Regions from separate parts of the Homo sapiens genome. Here all the other regions are linked to region 3. A link is a loop called in an ENCODE intact Hi-C map of the cell type or tissue named here. Cell type or tissue: PC-3. All regions are shown on one strand.

The links. Peaks named below come from ENCODE experiments on the same cell type or tissue, not always from the same donor. Only the 100,000 strongest peaks of a DNase experiment are listed, where the experiment ranks them.
Region 1: a loop joins it to region 3, with 5 times the contacts of the local background. A loop is called at or near these places in 3 of 110 quality-filtered maps.
Region 2: a loop joins it to region 3, with 9 times the contacts of the local background. A loop is called at or near these places in 4 of 110 quality-filtered maps.
Region 4: a loop joins it to region 3, with 5 times the contacts of the local background. A loop is called at or near these places in 17 of 110 quality-filtered maps.

What each region holds. Positions count from the first base shown.
Region 1 is chr7:17,093,756-17,096,255 of GRCh38, forward strand. The region is part of intron 1 of LOC124901596 (a long non-coding RNA gene); the gene reads right to left. Among named protein-coding and RNA genes, the nearest start is that of AHR, 200 kb to the right of the region's middle. RefSeq lists an enhancer at 1,257-1,401 and a cis regulatory region at 1,329. In PC-3, no CTCF peak of the experiment used is centred here; a DNase peak (open chromatin) is centred at 1,466; H3K4me3 peaks cover 366 bases; H3K27ac peaks cover 2,500 bases.
Region 2 is chr7:17,040,413-17,042,912 of GRCh38, forward strand. LOC124901595 (a long non-coding RNA gene) reads right to left here. Exons shown (of 4, transcript XR_007060239.1): 1 at 1-2,500. Among named protein-coding and RNA genes, the nearest start is that of AGR3, 160 kb to the left of the region's middle. In PC-3, no CTCF peak of the experiment used is centred here; a DNase peak (open chromatin) is centred at 1,109; H3K4me3 peaks cover 790 bases; H3K27ac peaks cover 2,420 bases.
Region 3 is chr7:17,233,255-17,235,754 of GRCh38, forward strand. All of the region lies in intron 6 of LOC101927609 (a long non-coding RNA gene), which reads right to left. Among named protein-coding and RNA genes, the nearest start is that of AHR, 64 kb to the right of the region's middle. RefSeq lists enhancers at 853-2,052, 1,158-1,207, 1,358-1,617. In PC-3, a CTCF peak has its summit at 1,496; a DNase peak (open chromatin) is centred at 1,437; H3K4me3 peaks cover 1,204 bases; H3K27ac peaks cover 1,920 bases.
Region 4 is chr7:17,143,173-17,145,672 of GRCh38, forward strand. All of the region lies in intron 1 of LOC107986772 (a long non-coding RNA gene), which reads left to right. It overlaps LOC101927609 (a long non-coding RNA gene), which reads right to left. Exons shown (of 12, transcript XR_007060234.1): 9 at 1,535-1,616. Among named protein-coding and RNA genes, the nearest start is that of AHR, 150 kb to the right of the region's middle. In PC-3, no CTCF peak of the experiment used is centred here; DNase peaks (open chromatin) are centred at 309 and 1,339; H3K4me3 peaks cover 443 bases; H3K27ac peaks cover 2,341 bases.

The DNA of each region.
Region 1 (2,500 bases), 140 kb before region 3:
GTATCTCTTTCTTGAGACCCACTCTTCCCTATCCCTGAACCTCCCACGTCCCTACCCCTTCTCCCCAAGCTGAGAAATGGGACAGTAATGCTCAGATGGAATGAGAGATGGGCTAACGCTCAAAGATACCTCAGAAATGTGTACTTGGAAATAAAGAACATGTGTTTAATTTTTGACGTGGTCACTTTATTTGAAAATATTAAATTCTCATTTGTTAATTTTTTGGAAAATATTTATTGAACACCTACTCTGTGGTAAATATGACAGAAAATGTTTATACAGATGGTTATTTCAAAATGTAAGTGCATTAGAGATATTAAAATATGGCAAATTCAGAGCATAAATGAGGTGGGTACAGGGGCAGTATTTAGATGAGATGGTAGGAGGTAGAATTTAGACTGAAATCAAAAACCAGTTCTTTAAAAAATTGTGGTATTCCTACTATTAACACTGATGGCAAGCCTTATAACTCACTGGACACAAATGCATGTGAGGTCTTGTCACTTTGTTTCTTTTCCATGTAAGTCACTCTAGAATTGCCAGTGGTGGGTTATACAGGGGAAAAGAAATTATGAGAACCAGGCCCACATAAATATTTCTTCTCTTATTGTATTAATCACTTACCTACTGAACTAATTATCACTGCATGTGTTACTCTAATGTGATTAAACCATATTCAAACAGCATTGCTAATATCCCACGAGAAACTCAGTAAAACTCCCAACAGACCTAGGCAGTAAAAGGGAGCATCAATATAATCTTTTTCCCTGTTTTTACTTATGATGAAACAATACCATTTTGATTTTAAAATCATCTTGTTTTAGATTATGTATGAATGTAGTTATAGTATTTTTCACCAGCAACCGCTTGCCTTCTCTAAAGCTGACAATTCTTTTTTTTAGTATGAGGATTTAGATTCTATTTAAGTATTGTAACTATTAACAATAAAGTGACAGTTCCATCCAACAGCAGTCGTTGGGCACTTGCAATATACCATGTACTGTACCAGCACAAGATAAGACAAAAATAAAGTATCAGGAAAAAGGCTAGATTTCTTAAACCCACTTGCCCACGTCATCATGTTATATTTATGGGACCATGGCCACATACTGCCTAAACCCATTGAACCAAGAGTAAAATTTCCATTTCTACCTAGTCAACTTCAATCTATTAATGGCTCCTTTTTCAATGGGGAGAGTCTAGGTGCATTCACTTTAGATCATTATCTATGTTTGTGGAATCAATTTGTATCCATTTTAGACTATGGCCTATGCCAAGAAGAGGGGAGTTTATTACTTGCCTTCAGGGCTCTTGATTCATCTCCTTGCGTGAGCAGCCTGTGAGCCTGCCCAGTGTTTGAGAGGAAGCTCCTTGTATTGGAGCACATGTGGTTTGGCAGAGCCTGGTGTGAACATGTAAGTGCCAGTAACCAGTGCTGTGTTCCAACGCTGCATGCTCATTATAATCTCAGCCTGATCATTATCATGCCTCTGGCAGGGCCTGCTTCAAAGGAGCCTTGCTTGTGATTTGAGGGAAAAAAGCCAATAGAAGACACATCTAGAAAAACTGGTTGGCATTGCTTTGTGTGATTCAGCCCTGGATTATTCCTATAAAGGAAGAGAAGGCAGAGGAGGATGGTCTCAGACAATGCACCGTCATTACAGTTGGACGATATTGGGATGTTTCTGCTTCACATAAGCTTTTAAATAAATGCATATGCATTTATCCCATGATTGCCATGTGCAAACCACCGTGGAGGATCATGAAGATGTAAGACAAACATCCTGATCTTTGATGAGCTACAGTTTCATTGGGTAGACATGATCAATATACAGGAAAGAGGACAAAAAATGAGAATTTATGATAATGAAATAACTAATGAGGTTCATACTGTAATTGCTAGGAAGGCTCAGGCAAGAACTTTATTTTTTAAGGTTTACAGTGTACTTGCTTCATGTTTTGGATCAAGCAGAAGCACCACAAAATGTTTTCATAGGTAAATCAAGGGCAATAACATATTCATTCAACAAATACTTCTTGATGAAAGACTGACTTAATATTCACTCAGAGGTAGATTCCATAGAGTTAGAACCTAAGAGGAAATCTATTGTGACATATATTACTTGTGATATGCCAAGGCTTTGTTTTGCAAATTAAAATTCTTACAGTGCTAGACAGGGTGAAGGGTGATGACAGTAGCCACTGAGGCAGCCACTAATCAGCTCTAGTTCATTGTCATCAAAGATGAACGCAAGCTTAGTGTTGCTGAGTCTTCATATCATTTCAAGTGAAGCCAGAAATAAGAATTCTGAAATTCCCTAATATATAAAGCATTCATTTGTGGGTTGGGAGGAAGTGGTGGCTGTGGGCATGTGCCTGCTATTTCCAAGAGCCATCAATGTGCGGTGCTCTTGGCAGCAGTAGATCTCCATCCAGCTTTCCTCACCAGCTCTGGGCATCAAGGACAGGATTGTAATGTGTTTTAAGAAAACACTGCACT
Region 2 (2,500 bases), 190 kb before region 3:
TATGTTTCTGGTCCAGAAAATTTGAGAAAAGTTTAGCACAATGAAGCCAGGAAAGTTTTATCACGCAGGTGACATCAAAATGTGCCTCTTAATGTTTATATTACACACAGTAAGCATTTAGATCACACTTTAAAGTTCACGTTGAAATTGAGGCCAGAATATTTGAGATTAAAATTCATAAGACCTTCCTCTTCTAAGATGTATATTCTTATGTGTTCATCTTCAAAGGAGACCCTATAATTTTACTTCAAACAAATACAGTGATTTAACTTAAAAAGCTGGGATAACGAGTGGTTAATAGGTTTTAGGAATTGTTTAAATATTTTTTATTGTGAATCCGTGTGCTTTAGAAACGTTTGCTCCAAGAACTCTTTCCTTAAAGAGAAGAGGAAAGCATTTGGAAAGCATTTAGGTGGTCTGAAGGACTTCTGGTAATAGTTACTGATACAGGTTGAAGCCGTATTTCCAAGCAAACTATTATAACGATTTGGCAATTGACCAGAAGATAAGAAACCTCTGGTTCATTCTAATTCTTCTATTTCCTGGAATTTCAAGACTCATTCCTTCTAATTCCACTCCAGGAAGTAGAATGATATTTTTAAAACTATCAATAATCCAAATTACCATGAAGAATCCCATTTTTAAAAGCAATTCCTTTCTCTAAACTAAGGAATCTGTTTCTTCATTTTTTTTTTCACTAAAATAAATTTTGGTCATTCCTTCTGATTTCACTGTTAAAGAACTAGCTATGAAATTTGCACAATTTCATACAAAATAAATTTAACAGCAGTAACATAAAAAAGTTATTTTTCCTACCTACATAAACAATTGTAGTTATATTCTTACATGATGTTGATCATAAGAGATAAGAACTAAAAAAAACCAAAACTAACTGGAACAAAAGATTTGATTAGAAATGACAGTTGTTTGAGGGTTTATTTTTGTAGGACAAAAGCTAGCATTTAATTGTTTATTTTACAGTTAGGGAGTTTACATTATGGAGGTATTCATATCTCCATTTCTTTCGTTGTGCTGTGACACACTTCCTGAATATTTCAAACCACTTTGTTTTGCAAGACTACTTTGCATTCTGAAGAGGTTTCCTGCTTAATTTAGTTCCGTCAACTGATTGCCATGGAAACTCTTGATATCCTTTCCTCTTCCTGGAATGAGACACTGGCTCTGTTTCAAATAGATCTTTTGGCACAGAAATAGAGTATGTTTCATAGAGCAAAATGTGCTGTCAATAAAAGAGGGTCCTTCAGAGGGATCTACTGAATGGACAGGAGCCACAAATACACACATCACTACTGAACAGAAAGGTAGTTGAACAATTAAAACCAGGTAGCAGCATAGTTCAAATCAAAACAAAGTGATGCCTAACCGACTTTTTAATTTTATTCACAAGTAAGTTGAAATCAATGCTTTACTGCATGCCAACTGAGCAAAATCAAAACAGAACAACCAATGATATATTACCCTAAAATTTTATGAGACTGAATCAATCTGAATTTCTCAAGGGCATCTCAAAGCAGATTAAATTGGTGAATGTGAACAGTTGTGCTGGAAAAATAATTTCTATAATTAACTATAACACAAAGATCTACCATTTTTCTTGCCATGGATTTTATTTTAAAAGTACATTTCTCAAGCAATAGTGACTGTAATAAATACATTGGGTCATCCTATTAAGCCCTCCACTTTGAAATGAGGATCATATTCTGGGTTTATTCTACTTATATTTAACAATTTTTAAATATGGAATTTGGAAAGTTAGAGCCAGTTACAATCATGAAAAAGAGAAGAATGATTATGTTTACAGTGTATTTACTACTTTACTTTGTGTATGGATCGCTGAGAAAAAAACTTCAATTGCATGACTATATATGCATGTGTGTTTACAACTGTTGTGGATGACCGTGTGTGTGTTTATGTATTGCATACAGACAGGTAGTTGTCAAAAGTACAGATTAATAGAAAAAGAAGTAGGTGTATATTGGGAGAAAGAGGAAATTCCTTTCTGATGACTCTCTGTAAATTCAAATATATGATAGCATCTTTAAAGTTAGAGTATCATGTGTTAATCTGTTATTTTTCATAATATTCAGGTTTTGCATATCCTTTGGAAAAAATGAGTGGAAGACAGCTATCTCCACCCAAACTTGTAGAGAGCTGTTTTCCTAAGACATTAAAAGTGAGAAGAGGCAAAATTTTGCTTCCTTGTAAACCTTGAATTTAGCAGCAGACACATAATGGTTTCTTTTGATGGCTTGAAGTTTGTCTATATAAAAATCATTGGTTATGATTTTGTTTTTTCTGATTGAGGTGGTAGGCACACATTATTTACTTTTCCCACAGTCAATTTACATCAAGAAAATATGTTGCCCTACAAAGTTTATTTACAATGAAAATTCACGTGCATGGAGAGTACTTCCTAAAAGGAATGCATATTTAGCAAATCTGGAAAAAATAATAAAATAATTGTATAAATTCTAAATAT
Region 3 (2,500 bases):
AGAGAGGGAAGACATTTCAGGCTTATTAAAGCCTATGCACCAAGTCACAGAGGTGTGGAAAAATAATACGAATTCAAAGCTACAAGTAACTAACTCTATGATGCTCAAGTACAAAGAAGAACAATGAGATGAGGCCACCAAGTGCTTTGCATCCCATAAGAAGCTTGGATTTTAATGTTCTAAAAAATAGGAGACCTATAATAAATTTTAAGGTAGAAAGAGATGACAAGATCAGACTTGCATTTTAGAAAAATCAGTGTGTATTACACATAATACTTAATACTTTTTAATAGTAAATTTAAATTTATGATCTTATTCAACCATATTGCCTCTTCAAAGAGAAGAAGAGCTATAATGTTATATAAATCTAAGCATAAAAAATATCAGGCATCCCATACCTCTCAGACAAGGCTTTATGTAAGAACAGCTGAGAGCTTCCTTCTGCCCTCATGAAACCATAAAGAGAAAATGTGTTATCTTAACAGGGAAAACTTTCTTTTACATTTTCTAGGAAGACTCACAGCCAAATGAAAACAGTATATTCCTGGAATGCCTTTAACTGTCTTGTCGTACCAGGACTTCTTGCTGAGAGAGTTCCTGCCCCCTGTAAACACAGAACATGCTTGTCTGTGCTTTTAACTTATATCCTGTATATGTCTTCCTGACAACTATCCATACAAGCGGCTTTCATTCCCTGTTTCCAGATGAGAATTGAACTCAATGCACATATTGAAAGGAAAGAAACCTAGGTTTTATATATGGAAATATCCACTCATGATTGGTGCCTTCTTATGGATACTTAATAGTACTGATATTTTTATGTTGCTTGATAAAAGATGATTGTCAAAAGAGATCCACACAGACAGTGGCTATAAGAGTGAAGCTGCACAGGTCCCTTTGTAGCAGTCAGTCTCTCTCCTACTCCCTGTCTCATCTCCTTCCCCTGCCACAAGGACCCAGAGAAGCAGGCAGGCTGGCAGTGTGATGACGGTATCTTACCCTGGCTCTGAGGTTGACACAGATTTCACAGGTCACTTCTATCACTGCAAAAGCACATTGGTCTGGAGTTTATGAAGAACATACAATTTCTGTTGGCATGTTAGGTACATTATATAAAATGCCCCGCATAAAGAAAGCAGTGTAGTTAAAAGCAAATGAAAGATAAAAAGAGTAACAACGTGGTTTCTCAGTATTTCATGGTACCGGTAGATATGACCTTCACAGACAAACCTAAATCTTTCTTATGTAACTGACATTTAGTCCGTTAGCCATTTTTAATAAAAGAGTAGAGAAGTTACTCTACTGCGGCTTTTGCTGGTACTTTTTATAGCCGTCGTGTGGTAGGAAGTAGGCCCCAAGTTCCCTTGGCAACAAGTAGAGTAGAAGCGATACACAGAAAACTGAGTCATCGGTGAATCATCTGAGGATTTCTGTTTCCAATCCTTGGAAATAATTTACCGATTGTTTTTTATTTGTGCAGTGTTTGCTGACTCTGAGTGGACACCTCAGAAACTGTAACATCTTTGGTCAATTTGGTCAATCGTTTAAGAAACATTCTGGATGCTCCAAGTAGACCTTAAGATTGATATCCAAACAAAACAAACCTCTGCTTGCTTTAAGATGACACTCACTCCCCATCTGAGGAGGAACAGATAAGTGAGTCAAGGTATTGGCAATGGGGAAGTCCCCTTTCTACAAAGAAATCTGATGTCCCCAGAAAAATGTTTCATGACATTGTCACATTTAAAATGTTAGTCACAACAAATTTTCAGACACCTAAAAAGAGAACAAATATGGTCTCATACATTTTCTCTCTCTCACTCTGTCTGAGACTTATGTTCATCAGTTACTCAATTCCCCCATTTTTTTTTTTACAAATACATCTCTTATATAATCCCTTTATCTCCACAATTGTTGCTTCTACCTTATATCAAGGTTTACCATTTCATTTATCTAGGCTCAGATTGTCCTTTACTTCATTGCGTGTACAAGGAGAAAGAAAAAACCTCCCCTAAAAATGCTTTTTGGCCAGGTGCGGTAGCTCAAACATGTAATCCCAGCACTTTGGGAGGCTGAGGTGGGTGGATCACCTGAGGTCAGAAGCTTGAGACCAGCATGGCCAACACGGCGAAACCCCATCTGTACTAAAAATGCAAAAATTAGCTGGGTGTAGTGTTGCACTCCTGTAATCCCAGCTACTCAGGAGGCTGAGACAGGAGAATCGCTTGAACCAGGATGTGGAGGTTGCAGTGAGCAGAGATCATGCCACTGCACTCCAGCCAAGGCAACAGAGTAAGACTCAGTCTTCAAATAAATAATTAAATAAATAAATAAATAAATAAATAAATAAAATAATGCTTTTCATCTGCCACCAGGGACCTAATCAAAACTCTTTAATAGTTCAATGGCTTCTTGAGGACCATGACTTATTTATTATTGTATCTGCAGCACCCATCATGGTGCCTGACCTACAGAATATGTTCAATATGTGTTTATTGAA
Region 4 (2,500 bases), 90 kb before region 3:
GACAGATCTTACGAGCGTATTTCCTGGAAATGTTTCACTGATTGATTTCATCACTCATTTATTTATTGCAACACTTATTCAATACTTTACATAAGTTAAATTGAGGAGATTCAAAGAGGAGCTTTGTTCTTTGGCCTAATGGAACCAATACAGTGCTTCCTTGTGCCCCAGTGCTTCAGAGTTATTAGTGAACATAGTTCCTTCCATTTGTACTTTAGCCCCTCTCTTAATTTTCAGAAATGAATCCAGGCAGTAAACAAGGCTGACTAACAGATAGCAGGATGCACTCACAATTGAGATACTGTTATTGAGCCAATTTCCCTGTCTGACACACCCTTCTCTTAGAAGGATGTCTTTCTGTGGCTCCTACATGAAACAAGTAAAATGATTCCCAACAGGCTCTTCTACCAGGGTACAAATCACACCCAAACATGATGGCATTGGGCAAAGCTTAGGCTCCAACAGAGATTTTCTATTAAAGTTAGATTGAGTTCAGGTTGGGAAGCATATCCTCTGTCAAGCCAAGGAGTGGCTTGGATTTTATCTCGTAGGAAATAGGAATAGGTTCTTTGGAAAAACTGAAGGATGAATAGGACTTGGGTGGATAATTGAATGGGTTCTTGGGTGAATGAACTGATTGAAACGTGATTATGGAAAAATGTAGCATTAAATATGTGCTTTTCCTGAGAAATTTTAAATTGGTTTAAAATTAGCTAAGCAATGACCTTGGAATAATGGAGCTTAGTTCAAAGCTACAATTCACAATTGTTGTCAACTCTTCACTTTAAAAAGTGAATATTGTTCAGATGTGCAAAAGGGTTACACAAGAGTCCCAAAGAAGTCACAGGCCAGAAGTGTAGCTGATGGGTGATAGGAAAACCAGGTCTGTAGAAAAATCTCCCTGTTCATTACCATCCTCCTGAGTTTCTCCTTCCAACATCCTTATGTTCTACTTGCGTATTCTTATCATTTTGCAACCTCTTTACTTCTGGGCAAATAGGAAAACAGGCAGCTTTATCTTTGGAGTTGACTCTGAGGAAAATTCTTCTGGTGTCAAAGGAATGATTTGGATTAAAAATCTGAGGCTGAAACAATTTTAATGTTTATTTAAAATGAACTTTTCCACTAAACCTGTCTCATCAGATAACAACACTAAATATCATAGCTTACACACACAAATTTTATTTGGCCACAGGAAGAAAATAGGGAATAGAATTCAGTAATCAGAATATACCACACTGATGATACTATCTTATTACCATCAGTAATAAAATCAAAATATTACTCATTCTTCTTCCTCAGAATTCACTCACAGGGTTTGCATAGATCCTATGAGTCATGGTAGCATCTTCAGCCCTGGGAAACTGCCCTCTCTTTTTTGGCTCCACCTCCACCACCCCAAAAACCACACGGAGAGATGGAGAAGGGCTTGATTAAGAAGCTGCGAAGTTGCCTTAACATTGTTGTTTTCAAACTCACACTGCAGACACAATGCTTTGCGAACTTAAGATAATCATATTTCAGATAGAGATACCAGAGGCCGTTTCTCCAGCAGGTTCCTGCAGTGGTTTTTATGTCTTGAAATTCCAATTCAAGATTGGTTTGAGCCCTGGAAACTGAGATATTAGAACAATCAGATTATCTCATCAAAACAGATTGAGCATACTTTTATAACTCACACTGATCTTGGCTACAAAAGGATTTTGGTAGATGATTAAACTTTAGAAAGTGAAAGTAATATTTAGTTTGATCTTTATATGAGGCAATAATTCTATCAATTATAAGGATATTTCTTCTGAAATTTTCACTTTATCTTTAGTACCTATTTTTCCCCAGTATTTTTACCCATATTTCCCTAAAATTGAGATACCTGGGCTAAAACTGTTTTTTTTCCTTTATATGTTTCTATGCTTCGCTGTCAAATTAGGTTCAACTGATAAGAAAAAGCAAGTATAAGAGCGAGCTTTTGTTTCCTTAGCTGTACTCCTTGAACCCACTTCTCCATCACCTTCCCACCACCCACCCCATTGACAAAGATATTTCAGAAAAACTTTGAAGACTGTAGATCTGATATGAAGTAGTCCACCATTTAAAGCATTCTCCAGGGTGCAATATCGCCCCTAACAATGGGTCAGTCTTTAGGGGTGGGGGGAGCATCGGTTCTCAGCAGGCAAAATCTTAGCTATTAAATTGGCTGTGGCCCTCCAGAAAATTTATGTACTACATATCTGTACATATACAAATATGTGATGTATCTAGGGTAATAAAATTTCATAGGAGCTTTGGATAAGGGAGAAATAGCCTAAAAAGATGCTGTAAGGAAGCAGTAGTAAAACTTAAAAAGGTTAACAAACACTGCTTTAAAGACTATAGCCTCCTATTCTCTTCTAAAAGAATTGCATAGAAACAGTCCCTTTCCTAGTGCCCGCTCATGAGCTCCTTTATTTTGTCCTTCTCTGTTTTCCTAATACTGTGTTTCTATATGGTTTGAATATCATGT